2 separate regions of the Homo sapiens genome follow, and region 1 is linked to region 2. A link is a loop called in an ENCODE intact Hi-C map of the cell type or tissue named here. Cell type or tissue: heart right ventricle. All regions are shown on one strand. Links, peaks and the distances in the headings refer to the core of each region. The heading gives the core; the rest is flanking DNA.

Evidence for each region. Hi-C counts contacts between places; a loop is a spot of excess contacts. Peaks named below come from ENCODE experiments on the same cell type or tissue, not always from the same donor. Only the 100,000 strongest peaks of a DNase experiment are listed, where the experiment ranks them.
Region 1: it touches region 2 in a loop (2.9-fold over the local background); 6 of 110 quality-filtered maps call a loop at or near these places.

What each region holds. Positions count from the first base shown.
Region 1 is chr17:843,895-854,302 of GRCh38, reverse strand. The region is part of intron 1 of NXN (nucleoredoxin); the gene reads left to right. It overlaps LOC124903894 (a long non-coding RNA gene), which reads left to right and starts at 1,283. Exons shown (of 2, transcript XR_007065574.1): 1 at 1,283-4,117; 2 at 7,234-7,818. RefSeq lists enhancers at 2,145-2,645, 3,301-3,875. In heart right ventricle, for the core only: no CTCF peak of the experiment used is centred there; no DNase peak of the experiment used is centred there; H3K4me3 peaks cover 3,466 bases; H3K27ac peaks cover 4,727 bases.
Region 2 is chr17:909,972-921,367 of GRCh38, reverse strand. All of the region lies in intron 1 of NXN (nucleoredoxin), which reads left to right. LOC101927727 (a long non-coding RNA gene) reads right to left here. Exons shown (of 2, transcript NR_135633.1): 2 at 10,156-10,674. Among named protein-coding and RNA genes, the nearest start is that of NXN, 64 kb to the left of the region's middle. RefSeq lists enhancers at 2,322-2,839, 11,365-11,396. In heart right ventricle, for the core only: no CTCF peak of the experiment used is centred there; DNase peaks (open chromatin) are centred at 5,308 and 5,524; H3K4me3 peaks cover 2,033 bases; H3K27ac peaks cover 4,729 bases.

The DNA.
Region 1 (10,408 bases), core at 1,909-9,908, 68 kb after region 2:
TGAAAAATATTCTAGCGGCAGGATCTTTCCTTCGAAGTACCTGCTTTCAGGTGTCCAGAAAACCTTAGTGAGAAGAGCGAGTACGGTGGGAAGCGGGAATTAGAAGCAGCTATTCCAGATTCATTCGTTTAATCCACAGATATTTTTACTGCAAGCCTACTTTGTGCCATGCCTGATGCCAGAAGCAGAGTGAGCTAAGTATCTCCCTGGCCTCGTGGAGCTTTGTAGTCCAGTGGGGGGACACACATGATTCAACAAGTCACACAACTACAGAATGGAAATTGGCCGGGCGCAGTGGCTCACGCCTGTTATCCCAGCACTTTGGGAGGCCGAGGTGGGTGGATCAGGAGGTCAGGAGATCAAGACCATCCTGGCTAACATGGAGAAACCCCGTGTCTAATAAAAATGCAAAACTTAGCCGTGTGGTGGCGGGTGCCTGTAATCCCAGCTACTTGGGAGGCTGGGGCAGGAGAATCACTTGAACCCGGGGAGGCAGAGGTTGCAGTGAGCCGAGATCGCACCACTGCACTCCAGCCTGGGCGACAGAGTGAGACTCCGTCTTGGAAAAAAAAAAAAAAATATATATATATATATATATATGTGTATAACAGAAATAGTGAGAAGTACTGTAAAGGAAGAGTACTAGGGCTTGGACATGTATACAGCACCTGGTCTAAACTTGGGAGGGAGGTCCTGGGCAGAGAAGGCTCCCCCGAAGAGCTGATGTTTGACCTCATATCTGCAGGGTGAGGAAGAATTAGCTGGGGCGAGGGACACACAGTAAGGACAGAGGGACACCCTGTGGGAAAGAGACTTCAGTGGGCCTGAGTTACCTGAGAGCTTTCTTTTTTCTTTTAGGCAGAGTCTCACTCTGTCAGCCAGGTTAGAAGGCAGTGGCGTGATCTCGGCTCACTGTAACATGCGCCTCCCAGGTTCAAGCGATTCTCCTGCCTCCACCTCCCGAGTAGCTGGGACTACAGGCGTGCGTGCACCACCACACCCGGCTAATTTTTGTATTTTTGGTAGAGACGAGGTTTCACCGTGCTGGCCAGGCTGGTCTCAAACTCCTGACCTCAGGTGATCCACGCCTCCCAAAGTACCGGGATTCCAGGCGTGAGCCACCGTGCCCGGCTGGGAATTTTCTTAACATTTATGTTTTTAGCCGGGCATGGTGGTGGGCGCCTGTGGTCCCAACTACTCAGGAGGCTGAAGCAGGAGAATCGCTTGAACCCAGGGGGTGGAGCTTGCAGTGAGCTGAGATTGCGCCATTGCACTCCAGCCTGGGTGATAAAGTGAGACTCTGTCTCAAAAAAAAAAAGAAAAAATTTACACTTTAGGTCTCATCCCCTGGGTCAGATCCAGTGGGTCAGAGGTGGGGCCTGGAAATCTGCATGAGTCCCTGGGACTCTGAGGTGTCCTGGGGAAATAGGCATCCTGGGGAAACAGTGGTCCTGAGGAAATGCTGCATTAAACACTTCTGGTCAAGCTCTTTCTTCCCAATTTGCGATTTGTGCTGGAGGGAGCTCCAGGCCTCCTTTGTAAGGACAGGACGGTTAGGCTTGGCATACGCATAATCCCAACCGTGCAGGGGGACCTGGCCCCACTCTATAGCCCGGGCTGACTCAGAGAGCAGACGGGGGTCCTGCCTCCCTCCTCCACCCACCCAGCCCTACTTTCTGCTCCATATCCGCTTCCAGGAGCCCCGTATCCAAATCCAACACCAACTCGGAGCTCTGGGAGCTGGAAAGGAAAGGAAGTGTTGGGTTTTCTTTTTTCCCCTCCCCTGAAATTTTCTGGACGTCAGTATGGACATTCAGAGGCAAGTCTGTCTACATAATCCATCCTGACTTTTTCTGGAGGTAGAAAGGAGAGAGAAAACAGGGTTGAGTTTGGGGAGCAAGATGCCAGCTGTGGGCACGGGGGGTCCCAGGGATCCTGTGGCCCACGTCCTGGTCAGTGGGGAGCTTAATGAGGTTCCCTGCTGGAGACGCCCCGACTGAGGCTGTGGCTGAGGCTGAGGCTGAGGCTGTGGCTGAGGCAGGTTCTCGCTGATGGGACTTGTGAGGAGGTGTCATCCGGATGCCCCCGGATGGCAGAAGAGCTGGGACTAAGCCAGCAGGGATTGCTGTTTGGCCAAGAGCCTTCTAGAGGCTGCGGGGCCTTGGCCGGCATGCAGGGATAAGCCAGGGCCACAGGATTCTAGCTCCCTTTTCTCACTGCTGCCTCCGTTGGCACAGGACCTGAGGGATTAGGGTGGCAGGGCCGTTCCTGAGACTGGCGCCCCTAATTGAGCTACAGCGTGCTTTTTCCAGCTTTTTCCACTCTCCATTTCAAGTCTCTGGTTAGATCAGGAGAAAGTCTCGCTGTGGCGCCATCTTTAAACCACTGGAAAACTTGCTAATCTCCCTTCCATAGAGAAAGCCGACCTCCGCTTTCCGCAGGCAACGCGAGACAGATCACTTGTAATAATGGCTTGTTCTTTGTTCTTTTCATTTTGACACTTAGCCTCTATTTATGGCGAGTGGTGCTGGTTCTCCACTTACAATAGCAATATAAAGTTTCCTTTCAAAATAATTTTTTGAAGGAGTCTATTCAAAGCAAAATAAGTAAATAAGCATCGGAGTGAGGAGGGCGCAAATTGTAAATGATACATGTGGACGCCTGAGCTTGGAAACTGGGTGCTGGGAGCAGCCATCTGGATTTCACATCTGGCTTCATCATAGCAAGCCTATGAGGCAAGCACTGGTTTCTCCCAGTGTGCAGCGGAAGTAGCTTCTCAAAGAGGTGAAGGGATGTTCCCAGCCTGGCTGACTTTGCCACCCTGCTCTTTCCACCTGCCCTTTCTTGTGGCCGGCGGACACAGTGACCTCAGATTCATTCTGTAGCCCCTCAGCCCCTCTGCTTCCCGTCCCCCGCTCATGCCTTCTAAGCATCTTCTCTCCCGTCTGCAGCCCAAGGCTGCCCCTGGGAGCAGGCAGAGGCTTGCGCTGTCTTTTGTCCTGGCGTCTTCATTTCAGCCGGGGAACTTTGGGTGGAGCTGGAGCCAAGTGGCAAGCGGAGCTCAGGCTTGCTGGGCCCCGGCCTCCCCACCGCATCCCCCGGCTTTTGGACACAGACCTTTCTCTGGGTGGTCTGGAGACCAGGTTGAAACGTGTTGATGTTTAGCAGTTCGGTTCTGCTAAACGTTGACAGGATTATCATGCTCTTTAAAGCGGTCAGCCTGTCCCAGGAAGCTGTGCTCCCGACGGAGAAGCTGTTTGTGTGTGGTTTCTGTTCCGAAGGCCTCAGCAGTTTTAAGTTTCCTAAGCAAGTGAGTAGTGGCATCGTCCGGGTCTGATTCACTGGGACGTTTCTGTCCTGGAGGAGAAGGTCAAGTCTCGTTGCCGCCTCAGAAACTCCACCCTCTGCCCGTCTTGGTTCTGTGGCACTGGCGGCATCTGGAACCAGCACACACCTGGCCGGGGAGTGTCCGCCAACGGCAGCCCCCTCATTGAACTGCCTTTGAAAACTAAAGTTGGGGAAGATGTACTGTGCCTGCTTCTGAATATCATGTGTGTGATTCTACCTCGGGAGTGTGCTCTAAGGGACGTGTGGCCATTCATCTTGTCTGCAGAAGAAACCTCCCGCCTTCGTCCCTCCTGACTCAGCTCCCGGGGCCCCCACGCCGCCCCCCTGGAGAGAGCGAGTGAGCAAAACTGGGTGCCCCCCAGCCCCACTGGAGACAGTGAGCTTGCAAAACCTTCCCAGAGGAAGAGCCCTACTTTGGGAACTCACAAAATGGCATTTCTTGGCAAGTTTGTGAGTTTGCTCACGGCCACCTTCCTTGGACCCACAGGTCGGAGCAGTGGACTGACTTTTCTCATGTCCACACACATGTGAAACGTTTGTGTATCTTAGGCTCCCACTTAAGAAATGGGCTGCTGGCTGCAGGAAGCAGGAGGTCCGGGAAGCTCATTTGCTCCCTTGTCTGAAGGCATCATCTTGCTCCTTCCTCTGCGTACCTCGTACCTCGTGGGAGCAGGAGCAGGTGTCTCCTCCCCAGGCCCTGGGGCTCGTGGGGAAGACAGAAGAATGATCCGTGAGAAAGGGATTTGAAAGGGCTGAGAGCGTCCGTCAGGTGATTTTGCTTTTCTTTTTCTGGCGTTCTAAGCAGTGAGGATTTAGTGATGTGCTTGGACTCTCCACGCACACACACAGACCCACGTACCTGTCTTAGTTAGGAGTTGTTTACGAGGAGCAGAAATGGACTCCAGCTGCCTTAGGTGGATTGAGTTAGACTCTCCGAACACAGTCCTTCATCACAGGGGCCTCCAGATGCAGGAACGGCACCCAGCTGGGATGCGGAGGGACCAGCCTGGGGTTTCAGGAGCAGGTCGCTCTCGGGCTCCTTGGGGGCTCTGCAGCTTCTCTCGTTCGCTCCTCTCTGACTCTGGTGTCTCTCCTGCCCCTCCTTATCTGTCCTCCTCTCCGTCAGCTCCATTTCTCTCTGCTGTCCCTGGCCCAGCAAGGCGACCCCTGCCTGCCCTTGACGTGAGTTTATGGTTCTCACCTCCACTGTCAGCTCTTCAGCACTCCTCTACCTGCTCTGCATCCTGCCACGTTTAGGAAATGATGATTGCTTGTCTGCGGAGGTAAAGGGATGAGGCAGCTGGCCGCCAGAGGACAAGGACGTGGAGGGAGGGAAGAGGGAGTCCAGCGGCCCCTGAGGCTGAGAGGGCCAGTGCGGTGCCCTCCTGGAGCCTGCTCCTAGCACGCTGGTTGGGAAGCTCCCATCTTTTTTTTTTGTCTGTCGTCCAGGATGGAGTGCAGTGGTGCGATCTCAGCTCACTGCAACCTCCGCCTCCCAGGTTCAAGCAATTCTTCTGCCTCAGCCTCCTGAGTAGCTGGGATTACAGGTACCTGCCACCACGCCCAGCTAATTTTTGTATTTTTAGTAGAGATGAGATTTCACCCTGTTTGCCAGGGTGGTCTCTAACTCCTGACCTCAGGTGACCCACCTGTCTCGGCCTCCCAAAGTGCTGGGATTACAGGCGTGAGCCACTGCGCCCAGCTGGGAAGCTCTGGTCTTAGTGAATCCGTCTTTGTATCCACTTTCTGAACTTCCAGGAGAGAGCGTGATTGGTCTTAGATCAAGCGTGCACACCCACCATGATTGCCTGCCGTGGAACAAAGGGTGTGGGTGGGGTGGGGACTGCCGTCCCAGGGGAGGGTCTAGAGAGGAAGCCGGAGCCTGTTACATACCAGACAGGCTCCCTTCCTTTCTCGAAGGCGAAGACCTTTGTCTTGATCTGACCCCATACCGTCTGGCACAAATGCCTGGTAGGTTTGAGATGCTCAATAAGTGTTTATTGATGAAAAAGGACCAGGCACATGTGTGGTATGGAGCCGACGTCCTGCTGAGCAGTGGATAGGTACTTGGCCTATCCAGAAAAACCTCCGTCATCTCCACCACCCCTGGCGATCTGTCCTCAGACCACACTTCAGCCTCTCTGTCTGATGCATCTGACATCCAGGGCCATTCCTGCTGCTGTCCGCTTTCTTGTTAGCTTCTGAATCTGCAAACAGAGAAGGTAACCAGGAGGCAAGCTGCCTGTGTCTCTCAGTAGGAGGCATTTGGAACCAATCGTGTGGTGGCCCCTTTGAGTTCGCTGTTTGGAAGTAAAGTGACATGCACGAATACTGACTGCATTGTAAAAATGGCTTTCCGGCCAGAGCCTTGGACTTTGTGTTTTGATGGAAACGCCCATCTAAATTTCCTGCTTTATTTTTTCTTAATGACCAGGCACGAACCTGGCAAATGCTACTATTTTTTAAATCCTGCTCGTGTTAAGCCGTAGCAGTACCTTTTAGAGACAAGAAATCAGCTGGGCGCAGTGGCTCACGCCTGTAATCCCAACACTTTGGGAGGCTGAGGCGGGCAGATCACCTGAGGTCAGGAGTTTGAGCCCAGCCCTGGCCAACATGGTGAAACCCTGTCTCTCCTAAAAATACAAAGAAATTAGCCGGGCGTGGTGGTGGGTGCCTATAATCCCAGATACTCAGGAGGCTGAGGTAGGAGAATTGCTTGAAGCCAGGAGGCAGAAGTTGCAGTGAGCCGAGATCGTGCCATTGCACTCCAGCGTGGGCGACACGGCAGGACTCCGTCTCAAAAAAAAAACAAAACAGGAAATCAACGTTCAGTAATTGGAAATGAATCGTCAGGGGTTGACGTCCTCCTGAGGGTGTCAGGGACCACAGAGAACCTCTGCTTAATTCGTAGTGTTTCATCTTCGATCCTTCACTCGCCCCGTTTTGTAACAACTTTATGTAGCAGAAAGAGAGACGAGAATTGATGTTGGTCTGGAAGAAGTGGGGAACGTGATACTTTGTTCTGTATTTACTCCTATATTTATTTCTTTATTGGGCTTGTAGCTGTTTTTTCTTATTCTACATCAATCACTTGGATGCATAAATTCAAAGACATATGTTTGCGGGTCTCACACATCTGTCTTGAATTTCATCTTTTCCACCCTGTCTTCTACTTTCCAAACAATTTACCTCCCCTCTCTCTCTCTCCCTGCTGTTACTTATTTCATTGTGTGACGGAACCCTTTCATTTCAGGAGCTGGTGGAGGGAAAGAATGCAAGCCACAGTCCGTTTCTATATAAAGGCATCTTTGGTACTGGGTGGTCACAGTTTCTTAGTGTCGGACACGATTCCTTTTGCTGTGGACGTGGCTGGTCCGTGGCAGTGGGGCTGAGGCTGTTTGCAGAGCTGTGGACACGCCTGGCTTGCCGGATTCCCAGTGAGGTGACATTACCGCTGTGGACCGGTCCAGGCCAATTTAGAGAAAGCCTTCACGTGCCAGGCTCCGTGCAGAACGGTCCCTTCTGACTTTTTTCTTTGATCTCTTTTTCCAGGCTGGGAGTTTCTCACATCATTGTAAATATTTCCTCTCCCCTCCTTGTCATTTGGCCCAGGGCTCAGTGGGGACTTCCTGAAGCAGGAAAGTGATCAACACGGGGTTTATAACTGGGCACTGGAAAGTTCTGCCAAGAAACAGAGCTTTCCACGCAGCCGAGAAGGGAAAAAAAAAAAGCCCTTGTGAAATAACAATCAAATAGGAAATTGAGAAGGGAGCTGTGCCGAGTGCTAGTGGCTCCGCGGGGGGACAGGTACGGACGGTGCCGAGATGACAAACATCTCCGTGGTTCCCACCAACCACACTTCCTGCTCTTCTGTTCATTTTGCAGAGCGGACACGGAAAAGCTCACCCTGCCGACTTGGAATTTATAATAGCATTTGGGGCGGTAGGCGCTACGTAGTCACATTCCTCATCTACCAGAAGCTGCGGAAAGTTTCGAGATGATTTGACTATGTGGGATATGATGAGGTTTCTCTTCAAATAATCTGATCAATCTTTTATTCTTTAATTCATTGTACCCCTCCACCCCCACCATTTTTCTCCTTTTTTCTCCTTTTCCCTTCTCGCCTTTGTTAAGTGCCCAGCATGCCACAGTACCAAGCGTTATCAGTACCAGCTCACATTCCTTTCCTTATTTAAAGAAAGACTAACTTTCTGGCTCATTACAGACACCCCTTCCCCTTTCCCTCCACTTTTCTTTAACGTACCCACCCTATCTAAAAAAAAATCAAATGTTTATCCAACTGGGATTAGTTTATATTATAAGACCCGACTCCGGCCAATAAAAAAAGGGTACAGGGGCAGGACTTGTGTCAGGAATGAAGGCTTTTGTGCCCCTTTGTTCAGGTGTGCTCTCATGGCGACTGGCCAAAGGGGCACCCCTCTGTGCAAAAATAAAACTGCTTTGCTAAAAGTCCTTTGTTCGTGTGTTCAATTTCCTTAAAATTTTTTTTCTTTTTTCTTTTCTTTTTTTTTTTTTTTTTTGAGACAATTTCTCTCTGTCGCCAGGCTGGAGTGCAGTGGCACGATCTTGGCTCACTGCAACTTCCACCTCCCGGGTTCACGCAATTCCCTGCCTCAGCCTCCCGAGCAGCTGGGATTACAGGCGCCCACCACCACAGCTAATTTTAGTAATTTTAGTAGAGATGGGGTTGTCTTGGCCAGGCTGGTCTTGAACTCCTGACCTTGTGATCCACCTGCCTTGGCCTCCCAAAGTGCTGGGATTATAGGCACAAGCCACCGTGCCTGGCAATTTCCTTAAAATTGTGAGCATTATTCCTAACACCTAATTTTTAAAACCTTATTTATTTATTTATGAGATGCAGTCTCGCTCTGTCCCCCAGGCTGGAGTGCAGTGGTGTGATCTCGGCTCACTGCAACCTCCGCCTCCCAGGCTCAAGTGATTCTCTGGCCTCCAAGCAATTCTCCCGCCTCAGCCTCTCGAGTAGCTGGGATTACAGGCATGAGCCACCACACCCGGCTAATTTTTGTATTTTTAGTAGAGACGGGGTTTTGCCATGTTGGCCAGGCTGGTCTCAAATTCCTGACCGCCTGGCCTCCTCCTCGGCCTCCCGAAGTGTTGGGATTACAGGCGTGAGCCGCCACACCCGGCGTATTTGCCTGGTTTCTTTTCTGCTGAGGAACCATGACAAATGTGTGAAAATGGAATATCCGCCTGCCTATGGCTCAGGCTGTGTCTCCAGGTCAAATGTGAGGAGCTGGTAGCACACATCAGCATCCAGCTGATTGGCCTGACTGTCATCATCAGCATCCCCATTTATTGAGTATCTCTCACGTGTAAGGCACTGAAGATACAAAGTGGTCTAAGATGTAGACCCTGAAGGGCCTCGTCTTATGAGGGAGAGGTGAGATGGTCTTTGGATGTCCAGCCTGTAAGGGTGATGATGGTAGGATTCTAGAAGGGTGGAATTCTCTCTCTGATGTTGAGTCCCTAAAGGTGATGACGGTAGGATTCTAGAAGGGTGGAATTCTCTCTCGGATGTTGAGTCCATAAGGGTGATGACGGTAGGATTCTAGAAGGGTAGAATTCTCTCTTGGATGTTGAGTCCCTAAGGGTGATGATGGTAGGATTTTAGAAGGGTGGAATTCTCTCTCGGATGTTGAGTCTGTAAGGGTGATTGATGATGGTAGGATTCTAGAAGGGTGGAATTCTCTCTAGAAGGGTGGAATTCTCTCTAGAAGGGTGGAATTCTCTCTCACTCTCAATTCAGTGGATCACCTCCCGTGTTCCCATAGTTTATGAAGTTGACCTTTCTCACTGGAGCTTCTCACTGTAGCAGCTGGTCCTAGGAGTTCTCTCCCGTGCTGTGAGTCTGTGCTGGACGTGTCAGTCAAGTGCTATGTTGGAAATTACTAGAAAATCAGCCTGGAGCTCTGGGGTGCTGGGATGAGCCCTGGTGTCCTGTCCTCGGGCACCTGCACTGACCCTGTCTCCTGGGGGTAGGTCTGTTTTCAGGCATCTTGGCATGGATTTTTGTTTTCATTAAAAAAAACAGGCTGGGTGCAGTGGCTCATGCCTGTAATCCCAGCACTTTGGGAGGCCGAGGCGGGCAGATCACAAGGTCAAGAGCTTGAGACCAGCCTGGGCAACATGATGAAACCCTGTCTCTACTAAAAATACCAAAATTAGCCGGGTATGGTGGCAGGTGCCTGTAATCCCAGCTCCTCAGGAGGCTGAGGCAGGAGAATCGCTTGAACCTGGGAGGCGGAGGTTGTAGTGAGCCAAGATCGCACCACTGCACTCCAGCCTGGGTGACAGAAGGAGACTCCATCTCAAAAAAAAGAAAAAAAAGAAAAGAAAAAAAGAAACCTTGTACGTAGAAACCTACCATATATTTGTATTTTTTGCAAAGTCCTTTCATTGGCCTTCACATGCGATCGCCTCATAGCTTGTTCCGAGCCACAGGAGTGGATGGGCTGGGGTTAGGGTGAACTGGTGACATCTCCCACCTTCCAGCTAAGGAGGGCAGGACGGGACGTGTGATGGCCTGGTCTCCACCTTCCAGCTAAGGAGGGCAGGACGGGACGTATGATGGCCTGGTCTCCACCTTCCAGCTAAGGAGGGCAGGACGGGACGTGTGATGGCCTGGCCGCCACCTTCCAGCTAAGGATGGGTGGGACGGGACGTAGGATGGCCTGGTCTCCCACCTTCCAGTTAAGGAGAGGCAGGATGGGACGTAGGATGGCCTGGTCTCCACCTTCCAGCTAAGGAGGGCAGGACGGGATGTATGATGGCCTGGTCTCCACCTTCCAGTTAAGGAGAGGCAGGACGGCACGTAGAATGGCCTGGTCTCCACCGCCTGGTCTCCACCTTCCAGCTAAGGAGGGGCGGGACGGGACGTATGATGGCCTGGACAGGCGTGTTTTTGCAGCAGATTCCCCAAAGCGACAGGGAATGACCGTTTTCCCTCCACGGAGTCCTCATTCCTATGCCTCCTTTCTTCCTTGTTCTTTTTTCTTAGTCTCACGGGTTCTGGAAAGAT
Region 2 (11,396 bases), core at 1,316-9,315:
GGTGGCCCCGCTGAGAGCCGGCTTGTGAGTGCGGAGAGGGAGCCGGGGTAGGAGGAGGCTGTGGTGAGTCAGGGAGCTTGGGGCTGAGCCAGAGGAACATAGAGGTTGCCTGGGGATAAACAGTTACCTTTTGAGTGGTAAAGACTTGACCCTGTAGGTGGAGGAAGAGGAAGGAGTGAGCAGAGGAAGGGGCTCCCCTGTGTGCCAGCCGCTGCTCTGAGGGTGGCTGAACGCCGTCCCGTCTAACTCTCACTACAAAGCTGTGATATAGATGCTCTTCTCTTTATTTTACAAATGAGAAAACTGAGTCACAAAGAGGTTAAGAAACATATAAAGGTCACATAGAGGCTGGGCACGGTGGCTCACACCTGTCATCCAGGACTTTTGGGGGCCAAGGTGGGAGGATCACTTGAGGTCAGGAGTTCAAGACCAGCCTGGCTAACATGGCAAAACCCCGTCTTTACTAAAATTACAAAAATTAGCCGGACATGGTGGCGGGCGCCTGTAATCCCAACTACTCGGGAGGTTGAGGCAAGAGAATCGCTTGAACCCGGGAGGCAGAGGTTGCAGCGAGCCGAGATCCCACCACTGCACTCCAGCCTGGGCAACAGGGCGAGACTCTGTTTCAAAGGAAAAAAAAAAAAAAGGCTTCCTGAACGGTGGAATCTTCCAGGTGATTTTGAGGGCGATTGGCAAGGCGGTATGAATGAAGACCTCATTGAGAACGTCCTGGGTGCTGCCAGTGAGGGTACAGTTGATGAGACCCACCCTGGGCTAGGGCATACGGATGGCGAATGAACCTGGATGAGCGTCGAGGGTTGAGAGCCTGGGAGAACGCTGCAGAGCTGGAGTGAGCTGGTGAGGGCTGGTCACTTGGGGAGGGAGCGGAACCCTGGGAGGAGAACGCTGGAGGAATTGGGATCAGGCAGGCTCGGCATCCCCAAGGCTACATTGGCCTTGGGGCATGACAGGAGGGCCTAGGTATCCCCAGGCGCTCGGGGCTGGGAGGAGAGCCACATGGGCACCTCATCGGCCCCCTTGGCTGAATTTGAACAATCACTTGATGTTGACGTTGCCAGATTCCTCCAGGTCAAAGCGGGAGCCAGGGGCGGGGGGAGATGACAGGAGGCAGCATTGATAAGTTTGTAATGTTGGATTTCGGGGTGTAGACTGGGCGTGATGGCTCGTGCTTGTCATCCCAGCACTTTGGGCGGCTGAGATGGGCTGATCGCTTGAGCCCAGGAGTTCAAGACCAGCCTGGGCAACATGGCGAAACCTTGTCTCCACCAAAAATACAAACATTTGCACCGCGTGGTGGCTCGAAGAGAGTTGGAGGCGGAGGTCCTCACATGGAGGAGGCCGTGGAAGTGGGTAGTTGCTCTGGATGGGTGATGAAGGCACCAAGGGTGCCGGTGGGGGCTGAGGCAGAGAGAGATGGAAGGTACATTTTCCGCCATGGCCTGGGGGTTAGTGAATACCAGTCTGCAAGGTGACAAGAGGGAGGTGTAGCTATGTAGCTAGATGAGGTCGCATACCAGTGTGGTCCGCCAAGATTGAATGATGGAAGGGAGAGCGTTTCCTGGTGTTTTGTGCCGGACCGCTCTGCCCCTAGTTGTATTTTCTGGACTGCGTTCCAATATTATTTTCAGTTGTTGTTCTGGAGCCACGCACTGCCTGGTAAGGGCTGATTGGTGTTGTCTCTGTCTCCCACCTTGAACCAGAGCCCGTGTCTGAGGGCCGCGTGGGACGAATGCGGGGATTCCGAGGACGACGTAGGTTCTGTAACCCACGATACGAGGAGGTGCTGTAGAAAGCCGTTTGACTGCGTCCTCCCAAAACTGCCACTTTAATTTCTGGTTGTGCTGAGATTACAGGGCTTTTTCCTCGTGTTACAATAACACGTTTTCTAGCATCTTAAGGAATGATTGCCCTGCATTGACAGAGTATTGTAATAAAAGCTGTTTAATTGGAATAATCATTCCAGAACCTTTTTTTTGTTTTGTTTTGAGACAGAGTCTCACTCTGTCACCAGGCTGGAGTACAGTGGCACAATCTCGGCTCACTGCAACCTCTGCCTCCCTAGTTCAAGCTATTCTCCTGCTTCAGCCTCCCAAGGAACTGGGACTACAGGTGCCCGCCATGACGCCCGGCTGATTTTTGTATTTGTAGTAGAGACGGGCTTTCACCATGTTAGCCAGGATGGTCTCGATCTCCTGACCTCGTGATCCACCCTCAGCCTCCCAAAGTGCTGGGATTACAGGTGTGAGCCACCGAGCCTGGCTGAAACATTTTTTTTTTTTAAAGCAATAGGGTCTTACTCTGTTGCCCAGGCTGGAGTGCAGTGGTGCAATCATAGCTCACTGCAGCCTCAAACTCCTGGCCTCAAGTGATCCTCCCGCCTCAGCCTCCCGAGTAGCTGGGACTACAGGCGCACGCCACCTTGCCTGGCTGCAGAGACATTTTTAATGAGGAAGGAGGCTGTGGAAACGTAGTTTAACTTACTTTGTTTTCTGAGTCCTTAAATTCACCAAGGATTCAACAAACACCCGCCCCCCCACCCCCGGCCTTTTTTTTTTTTTGAGACTGAGTCTCTGTCTCCCAGGCTGGAGTGCGGTGGCGCGATCTCAGCTCACTGCAGCCTCTGCCTCCCGGGTGCAAGCGATTCTCGTGCCTCAGCCTCCTGAGTAGCTGGGATTACAGCCGCCCACCACCGCGCCTGGATAATTTTTGTATTTTTAGTAGAGACAGGTTTTCATCGTGTTGGCCAGACTGCTCTTGAACTGTTGGCCTCAGGTGATCCGCCCGCCTCGGCCTCACTTTCTGGGATTACAGGCATGAGCCACTGCGCCCGGCCTCAACCAAACCCTTTTTAAGTCAAGAAATTAAGACAAAAAGTAGCTGGAATGAAAGTGAGTGATTGACTCGGGAGCCAAATGGAAATGGGAGTCACGGCCTCCCTGAGCCCAGTTCACGAAGGAGATGAAACGCTGCGATGAAACTCGCTGATGGATCGTGCGCTCCTCCCATTTCCTTCCGACCCTCCCGCCTTTTCCTCCAAACCGAACGTTACAAAGGAAAATAATCTTAATCAAGACCAGACCCCTTTGGGCCCAGGGTTCTGGGGCTGTTTCTGGCACAACGGCCAGGCCCAGCACAGCCTGGTTTGTGATTGTTTGATTACAGGAGGAAAATGCTGTGTTGTTTTGGGGGAGGTGATATTGAGTGTTCTCGTGTTTCTTTTGTCTGTTTTTGGCCCATCTTCTTAGTAGGATCATGTTATGAGTTATTTTCTGGTTTAGACACACAACTTTTAAAACTGAAACTGAGATTTCCTTTATGCTGCAAATACGGAGTGAGTTTTTGTGATGTGCCGGGCCCTGCCGTGAGCCATGTGTCTTCCATAAAGTACGAGCTCAGTAAACATTTTATTATTATCCATTAGGGGTTCTTGTCAACAAAACTGAATACAGACCACATTCTTCTTCACCAGTACGCAGTCCCCTTTGTTTGGAACGGGAGTCCCCCCTCTCCTGTCGCTTATCCCCTTTCCCATCCGCCCTTGTCCCCACCTCTGCGAGGCCTTCCTGGGGAGCGAGAGCCACGCCCGCCTGTTGTGCCAGTACGCGCCCCTTGTAGGGCTGGAACCTGGGGTGTCCGTCTAGGAGGTCGGATTGGGTAGGGAAGCTCGCCTGCAGCGGGTGGCCTACATTGGGTTGAGATGGTGACGTGCGTCTGAGCCACGTCCTTGTGGGAGAGCTGGGAATCGAGCCTGTAGACACCAGTGCTAAGTTCAAAGAGTGGGTGGAGATAAAAAATGGGCGTAGGGTGGGACAGCAGGTCCAGAAGGAAGAGGAGGAGCTGGTGTGGTTTCCACAGACGACAGTGTGGGGCTGCTCTGTGAGTTTAGGTTCATGAGTAAAGATGTGAGCGGCGGCTCCCGCCTGTTCTTTCAGAGGCCCAGCACTTTCAGAGGCCAAGGCAGGCGGATCACGAGGTCAAGAGATTGAGACCAGCCTGGCCAACATGGTGAAACCCCGTCTCTACTAAAAATACAAAAAATTAGCTGGGCATGGTGGCGGGCGCCTGTAGTCCCAGCTGCTCGGGAGGCTGAGGCAGGAGAATCGCTTGAACCCGCGAGGCGGAGGCCACGGCGAGCCGAGGTCGCGCCATTGCACTCCAGCCTGGGCTACAGAAAAAAAAAAAAAAGATGTGAGCTCAGGCGTGGAACACCTCATTCCTTGGTTCACTTAGGAACAGGGAATCTTGTTGGAGGCAAAGCGGATGTTTGATTTGTAGCTTCAGCATGTATAACAGAACAGGACACACAGGGAATGTCTGATAATGTGATTAATGAATGAAGATAAAGACCCACCAAAAATACCCACCTTCAAGGTGGTTTGAAAATTTACAACGAAGAGGTTAGGGTGGTAACTAACCTAGAGGCCTGTTGGTTGCTGTAATTTTTTTTTAGAGATGAAGTTTCTCTCTGTTGCCCAGGCCGGAGTGCAATGGCATAACCTCAGCTCACTGCAACCTCCACCTCCCGGGTTCAAGTGATTCTCCTGCCTCAGCCCCCGAAGTGGCTGGGATTACAGATGTCCGCCACCACACCTGGCTAGTTTTTTGTATTTTTAGTGGAGACCTCAGGTGATCCACCTGCCTCGGCCTCCAAAAGTGCTGGGATTACGGGCGTGAGCCACCGTGCCCGGCCAGCTGCTGTAATTTGTGAGCTTAATGTTAAAATCCTGAGTGCTTTGCAGGGATCCCTGGGATCCCCAAACACTTAAAACTGATTCCTTGGATATTTACAGTAGCTACTGCAGCTGGGGTGCAATTTCACATTTTACCAGGAGGGACTGTCTGAAATCTCCTTCATTTTTAAGTTTTGGAATGTGTTTATATTTATTTTCCTTTTTTTTAGTTTGGTAACTTTGAAATGTCATACGTTAATTTTACGTAAAACAAGGGATTTGACTTTGACTCATTTCCAAAAGGCCCCTTGCAGGGAAAATTGTCTTTTAAATTGTTTTAAATAATCTCATTTTCAGCAGGAAGAAGTAGAAAGGATAAAATGGATCCTGCACCACGGGAACCTCACAGCACCTCACTCCTTGTGGCTTTTCCTGTTTGATACTCTGCTTTCTGAAAGATGCAATTTTCTGCCTCCATTTCTGTTGCCGACGTGCCAGGATTTCTAGCAAAGTGGGCCTAGAGTTTTGCTGGAGGTTACTTTTCCTTGGAAGCAATTCAAATACAATCATCATTCTGTTTCTCCCTTTTCATTCGACATTTGAGTAGAACAATGGCTTGGCAGCCAGACAGGCGCTCTTAAGAGCTTCAGTGTTTTTATCTTTGCCTTTTGAGAAGTGCCTTTACAAAATGTGGTTTAAAATTGAGCCTACAAACAAAAACACAGAACCGATTGCTTGGAGACCAAAACTCTAGGGACAAGGACAAAAGAACTGGGAGAGGGGGAGCAGCTGGAAGTTCCAGCTCTGACACCATAAGTGGCCGCCCATTTTAGGGGAAGTTTCGGCTCTGACACCATAAGTGGCCGCCCATTTTAGGGGAAGTTTCACCTGGAAGCCCCAGCTCTGGCCCCATAAGTGGTCAGGCATTTTAGTGTTGCACTAACTGGTCTCTGCCTTCTTGGTTTATTGCCAAGTTTCCAGCCCTGGGGTATCCTTGTTATTTACTTTCCTCCTGCACCAAAGCTCGGAAGCGTTACACTATGTACTCATTCATTCTCACTTTTACTCCTTTCTTAGAAATAATTTCCTAGAGTCCAGGTGTGGTGTCTTATATCTGTAATCCCAGCACTTTGGGAGGCTGAGGCAGGTTGATTGCCTGAGCCCAAGAGTTTGAGACCAGTCTGGGCAACATGGCAAAACCCAGTCTTTACAAAAAAATACAAAAATTAGCTGGGTGTGATGGCACACTCCCGTAGTCCCAGCTACTTGGGAGGCGGAGGCAGGAGGATTGTCTGAGCCCAGGAGGTGGAGGTTGCAGTGAGCCGAGATGACTCCAGCCTGGGCGACAGAGTGAGACTCTATCTCAGAAAGAAAGAGAGAAAGAATTCCTAGAGGTCATGCTAATCATAATCCCACTTATTCTCAACTATAAAATCCTCAACTGGCCGGGTGCAGTGGCTCACGCCTGTAATCCCAGCACTTTTGGAGGCTGAGGTGGACCTATCACGAGGTCAGAAGTTCGAGGCCAGCCTGGCCAATATGGTGAAACCCCATTTCTACTAAAAATACAAAAAATGAGCTTGGCGTTGTGGCGGGTGCCTGTATTCCCAGCTATTTGGGAGGCTGAGGCAGGAGAATCTCTTGAACCTGGGAGGCAGAAGTTGGAGTGAGCCGAGATCGCACCACTGCACTCCAGCCTGGCGAGCGAGACTTTGTCTAAAAAAAAAAATCAACTCTGAAATTTTTCCAGTACAAGTGTCTGCGATTTCACCCCCTTTAATATTTTAGGAAAACTCATCTCACTTGCTTGCTTTATTTGCCTGTGCTGTTGGTTCCACGCACTCATCAGCTCCTCCAGGGGAAGCCCTGGTTCCCCACATCCAGCTCCGCCTCCTCTACACCCAACAGTCTTGCTTCCCACATCACGGTACGCTCCCTGTTAACTCGCTTGCTGAGTTAATGACCTCACTCAATGGACTGTGGACTCTTTGAAGGTCAGAAGCGAGTCTCTGCTCCTCATCTTTGTCTCCGCCTGGTTCGATGCTCAGCACAAGGTAGCATTTCATACATGTTTGTTGAATTGTGTATATTCCTGTCTCCTCTAGGAACCTTGCTTGCGCTACCAATTACAGACCTCGGTGTTTGCCTTTGACCTTGCCTCTACTGTCTCATTGCATACTTCTCGCCTTAAAAAGAATCTTCCTTCTGGCCGGGCGTGGTAGCTTGTGCCTGTAATACCAGCACTTTGGGAGGCTGTGGCGGGTGGATCACCTGAGGTCAGGAGTTTGAGACCAGCCTGGCCAACACGGTAAAACCCTATTTCTACTAAAAATACAAAAATTAGCTGGGCGTGGTGGCGGGTGCCTGTAATCCCAGCACTTTGGGAGGCTGAGGTAGGCGAGTCACCTGAGGTCAGGAGTGCGAGACCAGCCTGGCCAACGTGGCGAAACCCCATCTCTATTAAAAATACAAAAATTAGCTGGGCGTGGTGGCGGGCGCCTGTAATCCCAGCACTTTGGGAGGCTGAGGTAGGTGAGTCACTTGAGGTTGGGAGTTCGAGAGCAGCCTGGCCAATGTGGCGAAACCCTGTCTCTATTAAAAATACAAAAATTAGCTGGGTGTGGTGGTGGGTGTCTGGAGTCCCAGCTACCCGGGAGGCTGAGGCTGGAGAATCACTTGAACTCAGGAGCCGGAGGTTGCAGTAGGCCAAGATTGTGCCACTGCACTCCAGTCTGGGCGACAGGGCGAGACTCTGTCTCAAAAATAAAAATAAAAATAAATAATAAAATAAAAATCTTCCGCGAGTTTGGGAGGACACGCCGTTATAATGAATGTCCTTGCACTTAAGTAAGTGAGTTTATGCCAGTGTAGATGGAAAGGGCAATTGTTTACACATTTTTTTTCTGCTTCATTTTTGTCTGCTCTTTTACTACAAGGATAAGAAAGAGCAGGTGCCAGGAGAGAAAAGTCATCTGAGAAGGGTCCCGGTCTCTGCATTGCCTGGGGACGTGGGGGTAGGTGGAGAACCTGCCTCTTTATCGGTTCCCGGTCTCTGCATTGCCTGGGGACGTGGGGGTAGGTGGAGAACCTGCCTCCTTATCCTCTTTTCCTTTGGTCTCTGTTGTGCCACGATGTCTCTGGGAAACTGACCGACTCTCCTTTCTCAGCCTGTTGCTCTCTGTCTGTCGTGTTGAGGAGTCTCTGCTGTGGGCAGGGGCCGACATCTTCATCTGTGATCACTTCTGTGTTGAAACAGCTAAGCCAGCGCTAGAGGCAAAAAGGGTTCCCAGACTCTGGAAAACTGACAAGCGAATGGACTTTTCAGACTCCAGGAGAAAATGGGCCATCCTGGGCTGTGGGGGTGCTCTGTGGATGAGTTCTGTCATTTGGGAGCTGGCAGTGGTTTGGTGATCAACTGTTGGCTTTTCCAGATTTTACAAAATCGGGAAGGATTTTTGGTGACTCATGAATTTTCTGTTCAATTTTACTTCTCCTAATAAGAAGTTAGCCTCTATTTATGTTCAGAGAATTAATCTAGATTTTATTGGTGACTATAAAAGAGATGACTGTAATATAAAACTTCTATATGGTCCAAAATACCAGAAACCAGATCAAATGATAAACCCTAGGGTGAGAAAAGATATTTCCAACGTATATGACAGAGAAAAGTGCTATTTTTCTTTTCTTTCTTTCTTTTTTCCGTCCTTTCCTTTCTCTTTTCTCCTTTCCTTGTTTCACTCTGTCGCCCAGGCTGGAGTGCGGTGGTGCAATCTTGGCTCACTGCAAGCTCCATCTCCCGGGTTCAAGCGATTCTCCTGCCTCAGCCTCCCGAGTAGCTGGGATTACAGACACGTACCACCACGCCCGGCTAATTTTTCGTATTTTTAGTAGAGACGGGGTTTCACCATGTTGGCCAGGCTGGTCTCGAACTCCTGACCTCAGGTGATCCGCCCGCATCGGCCTCCCAAATGTAATCTTCATGCTGGGATTACAGGTGTGAGCCACTGCCCACTGGCCTGTTTTTTTTCTTAATGCATAAAGAGCTTTTAAAATCAATTTGGGTAAAGAATTTGAACAGAGAAAGACACATAAACATGAAAAGATGCCTGGTTCTGTTTGCAATTAAAGAAGTACAACTTTTGAAATATGTGATTATTAAACTGGCAAAAGGAACATTTGATAACATACAGTGTTGGCAAGGATGTAGACGGGGTCTCTCCCGCGTGGTTGGGGGAGCGTAATCTGATGCGGTGTCTTTGGCAGTGTTTTAACACAGTTAAAAATGTGTGGACCGTTTGACCTGTCAGTCCAATTTCTGGGAATTTCTCAACAGATCTTACAAATACGGTTGACCCTCAAACAACGTTGGTTTGAACTACACCGTTCCATTTATACACAGATTTTTTTCAACCGAATGTGGATTAAAAAATAGAGTATTTGGCCGGGTGTGGTGGCTCACGCTTATAAGCCCAGCACTTTGGGAGGCTGAGGAGGGTGGATCACTTGATGTTAGGAGTTCAACACCAGCCTGGCCAACATGGCAAAACCCCATCTCCACTAAAAATAGAAAAATTAGCCGTGCGTGGTAGCGGGCGCCTGTAATCCCTGCTACTTGGGAGGCTGAGGCAGGAGAATCACTTGAACTCGGGAGGCAGAGGTTGCAGTGAGCCGAGATCGCGCCACTGTACTCCAGCCTGGGCAACAGAGTGAGACTGTCCATCTCAAAAAAAAAAAAAAAGTATATGCATGAATATCGTCTGGAAGTTACTTAACTGAGGGGATTACCTGAGGGCCAGACTGGGATCTGGGGAGGGAGAAAGACTCACGTGAAATGTTTTATGTGCATATTTTGTTTTTATAGTTGGAGAAAACTATGAAACTTTGGTTAGACATTAAAAAAAAAAAAAAATTGGCCGGGCCCTGTGGCTCACACCTGTAATCCCAGCACTTTGGGAGGCTGAGGCGGGCAGATCACGAGGTCAGGAGATCAAGACCATCCTGGCTAACAGGGTGAAAGAAACCTCATCTCTACTAAAAATACAAAAATTAGCCGGGTGTGGTGGTGGGCGGCTGTAATCCCAATACTTTGGGAGGCTGAGACGGGTGGATCACAAGGTCAGGAGATCGAGACCATCCTGGCTAACACGGTAAAACACCATCTCTACAAAAAATACAAAAAAAATTAGCCGGGCGTCTGTAGTCCCAGCTACTCAGGAAGCTGAGGCAGGAGAATGGCATGAACCTGGGAGGCGGAGCTTGCAGCAAGCCGAGATCGCGCCACTGCACTCCAGCCTGGGCGACAGAGCGAGACTCCGTCTCAAAAAAAAAAAAAAAAAAAAAGAAGACTTGCATTAATGGAGAAACAGACTGTTCCTGGCTAGAAATACAAAATATTGTAAAGATGTCATTTCTTTAAAATTAATTTATAGATTTAATGCAGTCATAGTTAAAAATCCCAAGCAGGGGCAGGGCATGATTTTTATTGTTAAGAAGCTTAGGGTAGAGTATGGGAGACAGAAACATAATGTTCACAAAAATATGCCTTGAGCAGTTACAAAGCCGTATATCAAGTGCAAAGCAATAAAATTGGATACATATGCACTGTGGGAACTTGGAGTCCTTTGAGAGGACACACTATTGGCAGAGTGGAGTTAATCAGCAAAAAAAATACTTTAAAAAAAAGCTAAAAAAGATAAGCTAGAGCAGGAAGGAATCTTCCTTAAAGTCCAGAGTCTCCCGGAACATGGAGACTGTCCTTCCCAAGCCTTCTCGCGGGGAGGGAATTCCTTCTTTCTGCCGCCTGTTACATCCCTGTGTGAGAAGGTCTGTGAGCTGAGCCCACATCACTCGTTCTGCTGCCCAGGTGTGCTTCCATCTTCACTGTGGAAAAGTCATTTTGAACTCCCCGGTGACTGCAAATTAAGTAATCAAGGACAGATGGGACTGGGTTGACCATTCCAAGGAGTACAGTTACTTGAAGAATCTGGAAGCAATACCGAGCACATTTGTTGGCATTAATTCATTGGAGCAATAATGCTGTACGTAGAAAGTATGTTGCTTTTTTAAAAAAACATCATCAGTTCTGAGCATTTGTAGCAAGTGAACTCTAACTTGGAACGGATGATAAATTCTTCTAAAAAACAAATAAAAACCCTCCAGACAATATTATGCATTGAGAGCTTTAAAAAATATATATCCTACAGCATTTGGAAAACACTTTGTCTGTCTATGCCACTTACAAAGATTAGAACTTTTTTTTTTTTTTTTAATGGAGTCTCACTCTGTCACCCAGGCTGGAGTGCAGCGGCGCGATCTCGGCTCACCACAACCTCCGCCTCCCGGGTTCAAGTGATTCTCCTCCCTCAGCCTTCTGAGTAGCTGGGATTACAAGTGCCCGCCACCACGCCTGGCTCATTTTTGTATTTTTAGTAGAGACAGGGTCTCGCCCTGTTGGCCAGGCTGGTCTCCGTCTCCTGGTCTCAGGTGATCCGCCTGCCTCGGCCTCCCCAACTGCTGGGATTACAGGCGTGAGCTGCCAGGCCTGGCCAAGATTAGAATTTGAGTCATAGGTTGTTTGATTTAGGAGGTGTAGGATGTTGCTTCAACCTAGAACTGGATGGAGCTTTTAGGAGATTTAAGATTGTTCTCTTGGCAAATAAACTGCCTTTATGTTAGAAGTATTTCATGATTCTTTCATAAGATCCA